Linked DNA regions of Homo sapiens: region 2 is linked to region 1. Evidence: chromatin contacts called from ENCODE Hi-C or POLR2A ChIA-PET data. All regions are on one chromosome and are shown on one strand. The core of a region is the stretch at or near the end of the contact, and the rest is flanking DNA. Distances in the headings are between cores, read along the strand shown. Region 1 overlaps ARID5B (AT-rich interaction domain 5B). Region 2 overlaps ZNF365 (zinc finger protein 365).

Region 1 (7,821 bases), core at 2,856-5,355:
TACTTTGGGAAAGGTGGCTAAACTAGAGCCATCCTCCTCCTGTCTTACATCAGCTTACTCAGTACTAACCCTGTACAAAAAGGAAGTAAAACAGAGCACATCTGTATCATCAGCTTTCAATGATGTTCTTCCATGGTGCACTGTGACAGCACATTAGAAGGTGCCGGAGTTTTTATATGACTGCTTTGCCGTGAGATTAAATAGTGGTTTCAGTTTCCAGTAGGTTTCATAAGTATCTCTTTCAGCTGTTAAATTACTTTTAGTAATGTGCACACTAGAAAAAGAAAGAAAGAAATATCCATTCTGAACAACTGGGTGTCATGACAGAAAACAGAGCAGATGGTTTTGTGGACATGGCACCAAGTGAACCTGTAGCTGGTTACAGCAGAAGGATATGTTTAACCCAGAGGAGAGGGCTCTCACCAGGTCTTAACAGTTGAAGCTTTTAAGAGATTATTATTTTACTTTGAATTGATTTTTGTTATTCACCAGAAACCAAAGGTGGCAAGCGAGAATCTCTACTAAAATAACTATACTTGCTAACTTTGGGTCTTTGTTGGGGCTTTGGGGTATCAGAACAATGAAATAACAGGCACTGTGAGGCTTTTCCTCCTGTTCTGTTCTCCTCTCCTAGCTATATTTCAGAACATCTTATCTCAAGATAGTTGGCCAAAAGGAACCTGTACACAGAACAACCTCATTTTTCCCAAGTGCCTCTTCGGACCCAGGACACAATGATTTTAAAATTTCTTTTCAGGCAGACGCTCTAAAGAGAGCTATGCTGTTCAATAAGGTAGCCACTAGCCACCTGTGACAACTAAGCCCTTGCAATGTGTCTTGTCCACTTCAAGAGATGCTATAAATGTAAAATACACACTATATTTTGAGAGCTTACTATGAAAAAATAATGTAAATATGTCACTAGTAATCTTTTTTTTTCTTTTACTTTTTTTTTTTTTTTTTGAGTCTTGCACTGTCGCCCAGGCTGGAGTGCAATGGTGCAATCTCGGCTCACCGCAACCTCTGCCTCCTGGGTTTAAGTGATTCTCCTGCCTCAGCCTCCCAAGTAGCTGGGACTACAGGCATGTGCCACCATGCCTGGCTAATTTTTTGTATTTTTAGTAGAGACGGGGTTTCGCTGTATTAGCCAGGATGGTCTCGATCTCCTGATCTCAAGATCCGCCCACCTCAGCCTCCCAAAGTGCTGGGATTACAGGCGTGAGCCACCGTGTGCGGCCAGTAATCACTTCTATTGATCACATGTTAAAATAATATTTTGGATATACTGGGTTAGATAAAATAGCTTACTAAAGTTAATTTCACCTGTTTTCTGTTTACATTTTCAATGTGTTAATTACAAGTTGGCTCACATTGTGTTTCTATTGAATAATGCTGCTCTAAAAGATTTTTGAAAAAAATAATCCATGTATTCCTTTGCCCAGTTTTAAGTGGACATCTACATTTTTAATCATGTTTTGAATAAATTTTGTGTTAATAAGTAAAAAATGTTAAACATGATAGGAAATGAAATAAGATGGTGATTAACTATAATTAGAAGACATATTACATATGATTTGATAAAAATCTGAAGTTTAAATCTGTGTTTAATAAAGCACAACAGTTCTAAAATAAATTATCTAAAATTTTTATGCATAGGTTTATGCAGTTTATGTCAAAAAATCTGGTAGCCTTGCCGTGCATTCCAGCTACACTTTAATGGATCAGCATCGTTAACCTTTATTAGTTTGGCTTTTCTGAATTTAGAGCATCATAACACAGGCCAAAGTACTCTATTTCTAATGCTAAGCTTCCTCTTGAACAGAACTATGTGCAAAAAGGGAAAGATCAAAAGGCTATGGCTTGAGGTTCCTTGATAGATCAATAAGGAAGCATCTCCAAAACCAATACTTTGATTTGACTCTTTAGTGCTCATAATAGGACTAGGGATGGAGGATGGGTGAAGAAGGAGATGGGCTGTTCTGATTGCTGGCTCATTCTTGGGCAGATGCATTAGGGAGTGGAGTAGTATCTAAGTTGAAGATCTGCCCCATCCCTATGTAGGTTCCCTTTAAAAAGTCTTCTCGTACCCTCAAAGGAGAGATTCACCATTTTGAAGACCACTGATTTAAGATGAGTCACTGACAGAGGCAAGAGGCCTTTTCCCTTCTTTCCTTGTTGAGCTGCCCCAGAAGCCCTGCGGTAAGGTGAAGGAAAACAATGCAACCTATAAAAGTGCTCTTGACACAGATGTTAGCTCCCAGAAGTCAGTGCAGTTGCAGAGGTGGCTCAGCACTTAGAGCATGGTGGACAAACTCCTCAAGTGGCGAGATTATTTTATTTTTTAAAGTCACTAAAATGAGATGACTGCCTAACCACATGACCCTTTGTCTAAAAAAGGCCTGCCAGGCAGTGGCTACAGTCATGTTGGGCAGATAACCTTCTCCAGATTCCTTCAGCCTTTTAGGAAGTGTCATTGGTTCAGAGCCTGTGGTGAACTAATGAAATGACTGCTCTTATCCTTTGGAAGAAGGCTCAGATGTTTACTGCAACACTGTCTGTAGGCAATTACATTTGTCAGCACTCTCAAAGGTCTAGGAGGGATACCAAAGAATTAGGACACCGATTCTGTGCCCTCCAGGATATATTCTAGTTGTGGATTGGAGAGACACCACTTTTCCTCCCCAGAGCAACCAAGCATGCATCTACACAGAAAATATAACCCTTCCCAGATGTTCCCCTCTTTGTCATTGTTGTGTAAAATAGACATAACATAAAATTTATTATTTTAACCATTTTTAAGTGCACAATTCAGTGGCATTAAGTACATTCACAATATTGTGTAACTGTCACCACTATCTATTTCTAGAACTTTTTCACCATTCCTAACAAAAACTTTGTATGCATTAAGCAATAGCTCTCCATTCCTTCCAACCCTCCTAGACCCCCTGCACCTAGCAACTTCTATTCTATTTTCTGTCTCTATGAGTCACCCTGTTTTGTGATTCCACTTTTAAATACCTCGTATAAGTGGAATCACAATATTTATCCTGTACACACACACACACACACACACACACACACACCAAATTTTGTTATCTGTTCATCTATTGAGGAACTATTGGGTTGTTTCTACCTTTTGGCTATTTTGTGATAATGCTACAATCAACATTGGTATGTAAATAACTGTTTTTGAGTCCTTGTTTTTAATTCTTTGGAGTATATACCTAGGAGTGGAATTATCACATGGCAATTCTGTATATAAATTTTTAAGGAAGTCCCATACTTTTTCATCATGGCTGCACCATTTTACATTCCCACCAACAATGCACAGGGGTTCCTATTTCTCCACATCCTTGCCAACACTTGGGATTTTTTTCTTTTCATTTTTATAATAGTCATCCTACTGGGTGTGAAGTAATATCTCACTGTGGTTTTGCTTTACATTTCCCTAATGAAGAGCATTTTTTAAGATGCCATTTATATATATTCTTTGGAGAATCATCAAAGTCCTTTGCCATTTTTAAATTGGTTTGTCTTTTTGTTACTGAGTTGCAGGAGTTCTTTATGTATTCTAGTTATTAATCCCTTATCAGGTATATGCTTTGCAAATATTTTCCCCCTCTCCAAGACTGTCTTTTCACTTTATTGATAGTGTCCATTGATGCACAAAAGCTTTTAATTTTGATGAAGTCCAGTTGTCTATTGTTTGTTGTTTTCTTATGTGCTTTTGGTATTATGGTTAAAAAATCATTGTGGAGGCCAGGCACGGTGGCTCACGCCTGTAATCCCAGCACTTTGGGAGGCTGAGGTGGGCGGATCACCTGAAGTCGGGAGTTCGAGACCAGCTTAAATACCATGGAGAAACCCTGTCTCTACTAAAAATACAAAAAAATTAGCTGGGTGTGGTGGCGCATACCTGTAATCCCAGCTACTGGGGAGGCTGAGGTAGGAGAATCGCTTGAACCCAGGAGGTGGAGGTTGCGGTGAGCTGAGATCACGCTATGGCACTCCAGCCTGGGCAACAATAGCGAAACTCTGTCTCAAAAAAAAAAAAAGTGAATGGCTGACTCTAGCCAAAGTTTAACCCATGTGACGGGGAAGCAAGTTAAGGTAAGTCAGGCCCCATAGAATAACACCTCATATGTGGTAACAACTTTACCTACATGTCAATCTGGCCATGAAGTCTCACCTGTTGCATAATCCCTGTCTAGTGTGACATTTAAATTTAAATGTGGCTAAGATGAACCCTATGGCAATAAGCTGCAAAATTCTCAAGATAAAAAGTGGCTCCCGGTCGTGGCTTAGAATTCAGTGACCCTTTGGGACAACCTTGGAGGTGGAGTTGGCTTTCTTCCCACTGCGTTCATTTGTTACTCAGAGTGGTAGCAGTGTTTGGTTATAGTTTAGTTTTGTGATGTTTTTTTTCTTGAGTGATGAAGCAATAGTGAGGGCAAAAGCTGATAGTAACATTTTGATACATATTTTTGTATTTGTCTATGCCTCTATTTTAAGTGGTTTGCTTTTGAAAACAGCTGGTTCAAACCCTTGGTTTTGGGTTTGAAATATTCTTTGTTTTGTTTGCATCCATGTACTGATATATTTTTCCCACATTTACTTTTTTTTAAGTTCTCCAGTGATGTTTTCGTTGCCTATCCTGGGAAGATCTGTGTTTCCATTTAGCAAAACAAATGGCAAGCTGGGGACCATTTAAAGTAGTTTTTTTTTAGTTAATAAAGCCAAGCCAATCTCCTTGTTCTGTTATGTTAAAAGTACATTATCTTTTTATTGCCAGTTCTGTATGGCTAGTTCTGTTTTCTGTCTCAGCAATCTCAGGGCTGCCCCACTTGCTTACTGTGTCGAGAATTACAAAATCATTAAGGGTGGGGCAGCACCAGCTGACTTACAGTACAAACCATTTCTCAAAATAACCACAACAGTGCAATACTGATGTGTAATTTACGTCACAGTTTGTTTTTATGAAATAGTTTGTGGCATTTTCATTTCTATTCCGGATGGAATCTTGTTCTCTTTCCCTTTTAATCAGGCATTTAATTTATTTTTATTATTAATATTTTCCACTCCTTGTTTTGGCATGCCTCCAATTTAACAGCTTTGATGAGGAAGGGAGATACACACACACACACACACACACACACACACGCACACACAACTGATCTTCCCTGACTCCAACTCTTCAACATCAGTTTAACTGCAAATGTGTTTTCCCCTTTGATGTGTACTAACTTTGGGTACTAAGTTTACTACCTTAAGAGAGATTGAAAAATACGGCAGGACACAGTACACATTTACATAGAGCTATAACCACGAATTGATAAAGTTGATGTACAACTTTGGAATTTTAAACACTTTCAACCAATTCAAGCTATTTAGTCATATGCTCTGCTGCATTTTCCTTTTACAAATGTCTTTCTGTATAATGTCCTGTAATTAGAACAGGAAATCATTGAGTAACTGCAAGATGAATAAGAGCACTTAGACTGAAAGGAAAATTACCTTCCGAGAAATTATATTCTCTTTTTTTTTCTTCATGTTACAATGTTGGTAATGATAGTAACAGCTGTAGCTACTCTTATCTGTAGAATTTTCATGCTTAGGTTTTCTGGAATAAAAATTTCATTTTCAGTAATAATAAAAAATGCATGGACAGAAAATAGGAAATGCCTAATTGTGACAAATATTCGGTGTCACAACAGAGCAGCAATTAAATGGAAACTTCAATATAATTGTCAATAGCAGTAAGAATTGGAATAGCGCCAGGTATATAAAGTTGATGCTTTGCCGTTGGTTGGTTGCTAGGAGCACAGTGAAAAGTATAAAGCTTTGAGAAAAGAATGTCTAATGTAATAAAGTAACAGGAGGAAGCATAAATCATTGTGAGAACCTCACATATTGACATTATTTTGCTTAAATTGTTTCAAAACTAGACATCAAGCTTTATAACGTGAGCACATTCATATTTCCTTTAAAAAAAAAAGGAGAAAGAAAACTGTATGTTGTCTTTGAAGCACAAGGGACATTGTGTCTCAAACTTAGCCTTCATACATATTTGGAATCTTTTAAGTGAAAATCTTTAAATGTTTGTTTCTATTGGCATCCAAATGCATTTGCCCTAATACGATTAAGAGAACTAAAGGGCAAAATACTTGGCAGATTTTTCAGTTGAGGTAATTAGGTGCAGGAAGGAACATGCATATTTTTTCCACTAGGCTCTATAAAATCCTGGGGCGAAGGTTTTTTTTTAAAAGATTTTTTTTAAAAAACTTACTGATGTTAGAAGTAGATTATAGTGGTTTTCAGTAAGCATAATAGTGTGATGTTTCCGAAACAAGCCTCCCCTCACCCCAAGAATGAAAAAGAAAGTTACATTTCTAAATTGTTGTGTAAGAGATAAAAGCAAATTTCTCCTCTGGAATTTATGTTTTCAGCCTCCGTGCATTTGGCCGCCATTATCTATTTTCAAAAAATAGCATTATGGATATTTGAAAGTCAATGCTCCATTAATTCATTGTGTTTGCTATTTCATGCATCTCTCTTTGTACAAAGACAACTTGAGCAACCTGCTATTCAGAATGAAGGCCTGCTCTTACCCTTTCTCCCCGACTCCTTCCCCACCCCCAGCCCAACTCTGAGGATTAAAGCAATGGTATACAGTTACTGTTTGAAAAGCTTGGGTGGAGTCTCATGTTATAATTACAGTTTCGCTATGGAATTCTGTTTCGGACTTTGAAATATATAAATAAGTAAAAAATTGACATTGAGAGAGGTTAACAAAACGTGTAATTAAGAGTCATTTTGGTTGAGCATTACAAGCAGTGTACTTTAGGTATTAACTTTTAATAGGCAAAGTTCTTTTTATTGAAGTTGAAATGAGGTTTAGTAATGTTGGGTCTCTTATTCCCTTTGAATGTTTCATTTTAAAATAGGCATTCACTTTTTTTTGGTATAGGAGAAATTCAGGAATGGGATGACATTTTAATAGAATATCATAATTATGGTTTAAAATTTCAGTCTTGGTTACTAGCAATTTATTACAGATCATTTTCTGTTGACTGAAGTCAAGTAACGTATATGTAACCCAACCAGCTACAACCAACTAGAGTGTGTTAGAAGAATACTCCTAGGGGTACTTTGATTTCTTTTTCTCTATGGGTGTGGTTGAAAGAAAATCTGTGTTCCAGGAACACTTTGTTTGTCTTTTACAAAACAAATGTGCAATTTATTCATTCTTAGATTTATCTGCTTTCCCTATTATGAATTGGAAGGGTGAAAATATCTTACACAGCATTTATTGGCAGCCCTTGTTTCATGGGTAACTTTGCACAGGAGTGTTTACTTATGTGTATATGAAATGCGTGGGCAAGAAAGAAGTAGCCGAGGAATTTAAATAATTCTTGAAAGGACTATTTGGCTTTATTTGTTTCCTGGTGTACTAGGGCAAAATAAAATATGCCGACCATTGAACACTTTAGTATTTTTATAGCTGTATCAGAAGGAAGTTAATTTAATGCAAAGGCTTAGGAGGCAGTTTTAGGATCACAGAATTTTAGATCTGGAAATCTCTCCCCAAACTCAAAATTTTATACTCTGTTATACACACCTTTCATATAAAGTTGACCATATTTTGTCTTGAGGAAAAAAAAAAATGTTTTCACCAATAAAATAAACTGCAAAGAAGAGACCTGGACCCAGACTGTTTTACTCAGTGAAACTTCAACCTAGCTTCAACCTTGGCTTTTCCAGGTCCCACTTTGACTCTGTATCTTTCCCTTTTACTTTTCACTTAGAATGCTTTGTAAACTT
Region 2 (7,821 bases), core at 3,071-5,570, 390 kb after region 1:
GTAAACCCGTAGAAGGTATCTGTAGGTTTTGGAGTGCAAACCCAAGAAAGAAGTTGCTCATTGTCTTGACAAAGTCAGTGTGATTTTAAAAGTTCTAGTGAAACAGGTATTTACTTATTGAAGAGTATTCAGAGCTGGTGGGTAGTGCTGTCTGTAATCAGGTAAATCAATCCTGGAAACCTTGCTTTAAGGTATCCCTTAACAAGAAAGGATGGACTTAGTAGCTAATTTGCTGGCTGAGTTGGTCCTGTGGGGTCTGGAAAATTTGAGTATAATAAAAGTAACACAAAATTTACATATACACTTTTCTGCAATATGTTTTGAAAAGTCCTGATTGAACATCTGTAATGTGCCCAGTGCTGTGTGAGGTGTGTGGGGGGGAACATAAAATGCTTGCTGTCTTTCCCTAAGGTGTTTGTGTTCTGTATAGGAAGAATAAGGGATACTCAGGAACATGCAAGGGGAGTTTTGAGAAGTGCCTCAATATAAGCCACAGTTTCAAGTTGGTAATACATTAGAGAACAGATTTTTATGTGTGGAGAGGCCACACTGAGGAAATGAGGAGGAAAGGCAGAATTTGCATTGATGGCCAGAAGAGAGTGACCTTGAAGGGGCGGCAGGGAGGGCTGCTAGAGATGGCCCCTGAGTAGACCAGGTGATTTCTGATTTGAGAACCAGAAGGTTGCCCCTGTTTCCTGCTGGATAACACACTCATTTTATACATGCAGAAAATAAGGCCTAGAGCAGGGGAATGACTTGCCCAAGGATAGAGATTTAGTAGCAACGCTGAACCTGGAATCCAATTTCCCTGTCTCTCTGCTGAGTGTTTTTTCCATTAGTTCACTGTGTCCCAGCCAGACTCCTGAAAATGTGATTTTTTTTTCCCCCAAAGCGTCAAGACTTATGTAATACTGAGTGTGGCCCATTTTGGATGGGCTTGCTTCTTTGCTATTTTGAGAGGGCTGCCATGGTGACATCATTTATTTTTCTGATGTGATTAAAGAAAATGTCAGCTGGCATCTGAGGTGTTGGGAGGCAGGGGAAGGGTGGCATCATCAGTGTGGTCATGATATTAAGCTTCCAGAACACCCAGCCCAGGGCTTTTCACTTGACTCTCAGATGTCCTTGCTTAATCGGGGTAGGGCTTTTGCCACTGCTAGGCTTTGATCACAATGAGAGGACTCTTTGTGATTCCATCTCTAATTTCCATCCTACTCCCTTGCAGGCAGTGACACGTAGAATCTGTTTCCCTTTGTCCTTCATCATTTGCCTCGTTCCAGCCTAAAGCCATGCAGAAGACAAATCTTTATTGAGTGTTTGCTGAGCAGCAGATACTGATCTAGGTTCCGACCATGGGATGGTAAACCAAAGGCATCCAGTTCCTGCCTTCATGGACTTTATAAACCAGAAGGGAAATTTGACATTAAACAGGTCATTAGGGTGTATGACAAATGAGACATAGAGGGGGTGGCCTGAGCTAGGTAATGCCCATTTAGGTTTTTTTCCAGAGCTGACCTTGGAATGCTGGCCTTTAAAAGGCAAATCTGATTTGGTAACTTGCTTTGCACAACCAAATCCTCTTGCTATTTAATTCATTCCCATTTTTTGATCAGCTAAAGCAGCGACTAAGCAATGTAGTGTCCAGACTGATTCATAGCTAGAAAGCAGGCCAAGAAAAAATCACATTGGATATAGAGGTCAGCGGGGTGGAGAAGGGTCTGTTTGCTCCACATTGTTGGTTCGTGCATATAAATGGGGTCCTCTCTTTTCAGGATGTGTTCCTTGCAGACTTAGAAACTCATATAGAATAAATGACGTGTCAAGCATATCCTCTCAGGGTTGGCACATGGTAAAATTCGGAAACCCAGGAAAGTTTTCAATTTCTATCTCTGCATATTCTCTTTTCTCCACTCCCCTGCCTCCTATCACATCCCCACTCTAGGCCCTTGGGACTCAGAATATAGTATTAGTCAACTTACAACCAATGAGAATAGTTTGATTTTCTCATTAGCGTTAAGGGCCAACAAGAGTAGAGATGGGCCATGCCTTAAGACGTGCAGTTGTTGCAGATTCAGGCCTGTGGTGCCGGAAAGAGAGCGCAGGAGCCGACTCCATGCTATGGGTTTGCAGCCAAGCTCCCTGTGCTCGGAGGTGGTCGACTCCTGCTTTGGGATTTGCCTTGTGGTTGACGTTATGGTCTGTCTGAGGTGCTCTGTGATCAATAGCTAGACTATTTTTAGCTGGAGGTATTTTTACCGTTTCATATTCCTCTGAAGAGGTTCATAAATCAGTCATGTAAAGTGAAATTTAAATAAGTTGGTAGAGCTTCGCCTTTGGGAGGAGAAGCTGATGTTAAAGTGTTTAAGAATAGAAGAGAGGCATCAGTTTTAGATCCCACCCCCTACTCCTGTAGGAGGTACCCGTAGGTTACTCATTGGTTTTATGCCCCAGTACTTGTCTGGAAAAAGGAAAAAAGAAACTTAAGGATCTCTGTGTTGGTTAATGATTTTCGAGTAGAGATATAGTTGCACATTTCATGCATTCAGCAGAAATGCATTAATCCTGTATTGTGTGCTGGGCTCAGGTTAGGTACAGGGGGTACTTGCAGACAGTGAAGGAGCACACAAGGTCCCTGAACTCACTGATTTTATGGTCAAATGGGGAAATGGCACACTGGTTCATTGTGATGTGCATGGTGATAAGGTACAAACTTCTGTGGAAAACACAGTAGGCCATGTCATGTACACCTGGGCATGTGTCTGAGAATACTCCCTGGCAAGAGAGTCTGAGGTTAGAGGAATAGTTAATTGATAATTAATTGTGGGGGCTTGGGAAGAGGAGGAGGAATGACCCTGGCAGAGGGAACAGCATATCCAAAAGTAAGTGTGGCTCAGTGCAAAAATGAAGGAAGTTAAAATAGACATAAGAAATGGTTTGTTGATAGTAGATTATAATACATGATAGGATCAACGTGTTGTCACTCATTAAAATGCATAGTTCAATGCCTGTGCAAAATTGCAGTGAGCACCACAGTGCGTGAACGCATATTTCCATTACTCTCTGCACATGCTTCTAGGGTGTATTGGTCACATGATAGCATGTCTTTGATTTTTCTGAATTAACCTGTCTTTAACCCATCTCAGAAGAAGTAACTGAGAGGATTCCATCTGTAAAAAATGAAATAATATTATCTATTTTTCAGACCATATGGTCATCCTGTAAATTAATGAACGCATGTGTGAATGGATATAACTGAAGGTTTGGCTCTCTGGAAAGGGCTTTTTCCCTCATTGCTCCTCTTCTACTGTGTTGGTTTCTGGATACCTATCCATCTGACAGATTTCCAGATCTGGAAATCATTCTGCATAATAATGAGCTTCAAGGTCAGTTTCTTATATTGTACTGGTATTTTTTTTTTTAGTGTCAAATATTGCTTTAAATAAGCATGTTTTCTACTGAAGCCTAAAACCTCTGATTTAATAATATTTGGCCTTTTTTTTTTTTTTTAAATAAAGAAGAAGTCGAAGATGGGGCCGGAAGTGGCTTAGAACCAGTTAAATTTCCCCAACACTGGTCTGCACCCACACCCTGATTGAGTTTCACTCAGGTTGGCCCTTATCTTCTCATCTGGCCTTCCAGCTTTCACACTGTATTCTGAGTCACAGGGTTGAGAACCAGAAATAAAACCACACAAGTCTTCTACTGTTCTGTCCGATAGCATCATATTATTCTTCTTCTTAGTCACTTTTAACTAGCTTTGTAATTACGTGTTTATTTCGGTATTTCCTTCTTTCATTGTTTGACTCTCTCACTACATGTATCCATTATATGCTAACGTAAATAACATATTTTTATGAAAAATAACTGTTTTCCCAAAAATAATTTAGTGAAAAGAGCGGTATTGTTTTAAAAGTTTATGTGTGGCTTCATAGAAGGCAGCTGGACTTTGGTAGTTCCACATTCAGTCTGTTGCAAATTTGTTGTTTTGGTTGAAACAGATGAAGAAAATCTAGTCTCCCACAGATACATAGTAGGAAATGGAGGGGTATTTTAATAGCCTTCTCAGATAATCATGGATATTTTGCTTTGATGCTGTGCCAAATGTGACAGTTGGTAGTTTCTTAAAGAGTCATTGCAATGTGGGATCTGAAACCATATCAGTGAACATTTTGTACTTTCTTACGTTGAAATCTATTGGTCTGTCTTGCACTTTGAATGGATATTTTATTGTTTGGAGTGTAATTATGAAAGAGGTTACAAATGCAATGTGTTTAACCCCTTTTCTTTTCCATTCAGAAAAACCCCAAGATTCTTTGGGGAAATAAGAGGTGGTTCTGGATATTCATCCAGACTGAACAGGATGTGAATGAACGGTGGATCTGAGATGTACACACATGATATTCCACAATTAGTCACTTGGTTTTGATCCCTTTTTCATCTAACAAAGATACCCTACACAATCTCAGTATGATGAACTTCTCCAGTCTTTCTCTTGTGTTTAACCTGTCTTTTAAAACAAAATCATAGGATACCATCAAGCTTGTTTTAACTGTTTTTTTCCACCCTAGTTGATGTAATACATCTACAAACTGAAATTAGGTTAGCAGTTTGTGCCAGGTTGGTTGAAAAATACAGAAGGTATTAACTTCTCAGCTTCAGGGCACAAGATAATTGGTTGAGAGAAGTTAGAAAAAAGATCCTTCTTTTCTGTGACATGGCATAACATTCCAGGAGCGTATTAAAATTAATATTAAAAATTAATATCAGCATTAATATTAATTTTTAAAAGTTTCATGTAGAAACAGTGGCAAAATATGTGATTGAAAAATACAGCCACAATCATAAAAGGTGTTGCATTCAAATTTGTTCTCTTGCTTTTGTGATGCTAATCCCCTGAGATTAAGCCATCAAATGTTGCTGTCTTCGCATATGCTAGACTGTATAGCATGAAAGCCCTGGAATGGTAAATGTGCACAGAGATAAATGACAGGAAAAAAATATACTGGATATTGACAGTAGTTGCTTCTGAGTGGTGGGATTTTGGGTCATTTTTAGTTTCTTCCTTGTCCTTTATAAACATTAATTACAACAAATACTTATTCAATATTGTGTGTCAAACACAAATGTGTTGAGTGCTGGACTTAGAACAGAGAACAAAAGCTGATTCTGTCCCTGCCCAGTTGAATCCTCCAAAAGGTCAATTTTTATATTTTCCTTAATATATGTGAACCATTTCCATAATAAGATGTAGGAAATATTGACCGAAATGAATTTTTAAAAATGGTACTTTTTTTTTTAACTTTTGGTTGTTTGCCCTGTAAGTACAGTTTGGAGACAGTTGCATCATTCAGTTATCCTAAATATCTCCCAGGAAATCTCTACAACAGGCTTGTAGAAATTTGGATTCTCAGACTCCAAATGAATTGAAGCCTTAATGTTGGAAATAAGAAGTAGTAACCATTTTCCTGTGGTGTATTTCCAGAATACTCCATCCCAAAGGACCTAAACCATAAGCAAGAACCATGAAAGGGCTGGGGATGCATTCACATGGGCCCGCCACTCGTTTGCTGCTAGTTAAAGTTTGTGGCTCATGTAGGAAGCAGATCAAAGTGAATGACGGTAGAGCTTAAAAATTGGCTTGTGTTCATGGCCTGAATAATGAAGACCTTGAAAAGTACACATCTTCTATTGAGGGCTAATATGGAAACATCTGGAAATAAACTTGAAACTTGACGATGAAAAAAATTCTTTTCCAGAAGGACTCTTATTTCTTGTGTGTGGATATTTCTTAGCTACTGAAAGATGATGGAATTATTATGGAATTAGGGTTTATGTTTGATCCTGGTTGGGAAACTAGAAAAAACAGGGGCTGGTATCACTAGCATTTCTTTGAGTGAATCATTATTAGAGCCAGCCTGTTGTCTGTTTTTATACATATGTAATTCCCAAAGTTTTGTAAGGATGTGTGATTCTATAGGAAGTGTCAGAAAAGTTTCAGTATGGCCATGTGTGGCGTAATGTATTTGTGAGAGAAAAATCATGACTAATTGTAAAAGTGGCACACTGACTATTAGTACAGAAGAAAAGAGCTGGAGGTCACTACCAGCTATTTTGCAAAGATCTTATGTAAAACTCTGACTTCCTGAGCTAGACTTCCCTGAAGTTCTACTCCCAAGAGAATTACAGAGCTCAGTGGAAAATAAAGATCAAGTGGAGGTTGAGAAGATGTAGAGAAGCCAATGAATTTAATTAACTGTCTAGAACAACTGAATGAGGTTGGATTAACAAAAATTAGCATTCACGAATCAAAATTGAAAGAGCCTGAAAGGACAGAAAGTAGAGTCTTTAGAATCTTGTGTAAGTTGAACATGGCAAAAACAGTGAGAGGCCATTCCTTGAAGACTGAGAGAGATTTTGGAGACATGTAAAGGAAATACTACCCAACGGACAGTAAAATTATGGAACTCATTAGCTCCCCTGGGACTTGCAGAACATACAAGGGTGATGACTAAAAGGATATTCATGGCTTCTTATTAAGTGAAGACAATAGGGTAGAGAGAACTCTGGCAATATACACCTATTCATAGTGGTGATTACTGGGTCCTTGGCCTAGGAAAGAGGGTTGGAGAGAGGGGAATTGAGAGTTGAGAGCAAGGTAGGAAAAGAAGGAAAACCGTGTATGTGTGCTTGGGTGGGTGTGTTTGGGGATGAGTTTGATGTTCATGAGGATGGCTACCAAGATAATGGTGGTGGTCTCAGGATAATGGAGTTTCAGGTGATCTTTCCTTTTTTATATTTCTAATGGGTTATTTGAATTTTTTAAATAAAGAGCTTATTTATAAATCAGAAAAAAATACTATTTTCATATTTCCATTAAAAATGAAAGCAAAATATAAGATGGTAATAAAGTTATTAGAATTTTTCTGGATTTGTAATCTACTTGTGAATTATGTAGATAAAGGAGTAGTTGAAGTATTTTGCTCAGCTTCTTAGGGGAGGGCAACCCATGCATTGCTTCTCTTATGTCAGCATTAGAATAGTTTTCCCGGTGGTCTTTGGGTTGACCTCGTGGTAGCTGTATGGGCTGTTTTGTTCTAAGCTCTAAGCTAAAAAATATACTGTTGGACAAGATGACTCATTTGATGTGCTGTTTTGGTGCTCAGCTCGGCCTCTTGCTCCTATACTTTCTCTCCCTGTAGAGTTTTCTCTCCCAATCGCCAGACTTTAAAAATCCAAGTCAGAGCTTGTCTTAAAAGCAATACATCCAATGGTTTCCCATCTCATTTGTAATAAAACCAGAAGTCTCACAGTGACCTGTGAGGTCCTACCTAGCTCCCTCCTCCATGTAGACCCCCTTGCTGTACCTCAGACCCATCTGCTGTCCCTGGTTTGCTCTTCCTAAACACCTGCATGGCTTCTTCCACAGGTCTCTGTTCAAATGTCACCCCATTCAAAAGGTCGTTTCTAACTTTGCTTTTTAAAATATTATTCACTCCTTTCCTTCCTCTGTCACTGTCCCCTTGCACCCAGTTTCAATTTTCTTAGCACTTATGACCATCTGACATATATTTATTTGTTTGTTTTATAGTGACTATCTTCCTCTATTAAAATACAGTCTGTAAATGTAATCACAAAGAGGTGATTACCTCTCTCGTCATTGCCATGGAGTACTGCCTAGGGTGTTAACTGACAAATAGTAGGCACTCAATAAATATGTGTTGAATGAGTGAATTCCTTGCCTTATATTTCCCTTTTGTGTTCTGACATTTTTGCCTTGCAGAGAAGTTGTCACATTCAACCATTTCCTGGAAGCGGCAGCTG

The links. A loop is a pair of places that touch in the nucleus more often than their neighbours do. ChIA-PET counts read pairs that join two places held with the same protein, here RNA polymerase II (POLR2A). Pooled maps may share reads with other maps.
Region 2: a map of natural killer cell shows a loop between it and region 1 (4-fold over the local background). The contact joins two enhancer-like sites. A Hi-C loop is called at or near these places in 1 of 168 maps with a recorded cell type or tissue (natural killer cell) and 4 of 50 pooled maps. POLR2A ChIA-PET finds 5 or more read pairs at or near these places in 1 of 52 experiments (SK-N-SH).

Annotation. Positions count from the first base shown.
Region 1 is chr10:61,987,991-61,995,811 of GRCh38, forward strand. All of the region lies in intron 3 of ARID5B (AT-rich interaction domain 5B), which reads left to right. Among named protein-coding and RNA genes, the nearest start is that of ARID5B, 90 kb to the left of the region's middle. RefSeq lists an enhancer at 173-422. Within about 2 kb of position 4,106, at least 26 of the 41 ENCODE cell types and tissues checked have a DNase peak (open chromatin) inside an H3K27ac peak, as active enhancers do.
Region 2 is chr10:62,380,616-62,388,436 of GRCh38, forward strand. It overlaps ZNF365 (zinc finger protein 365), which reads left to right. Exons shown (of 5, transcript NM_014951.3): 3 at 7,781-7,821. Among named protein-coding and RNA genes, the nearest start is that of ZNF365, 10 kb to the left of the region's middle. RefSeq lists an enhancer at 3,001-4,200. Within about 2 kb of position 4,321, at least 5 of the 41 ENCODE cell types and tissues checked have a DNase peak (open chromatin) inside an H3K27ac peak, as active enhancers do.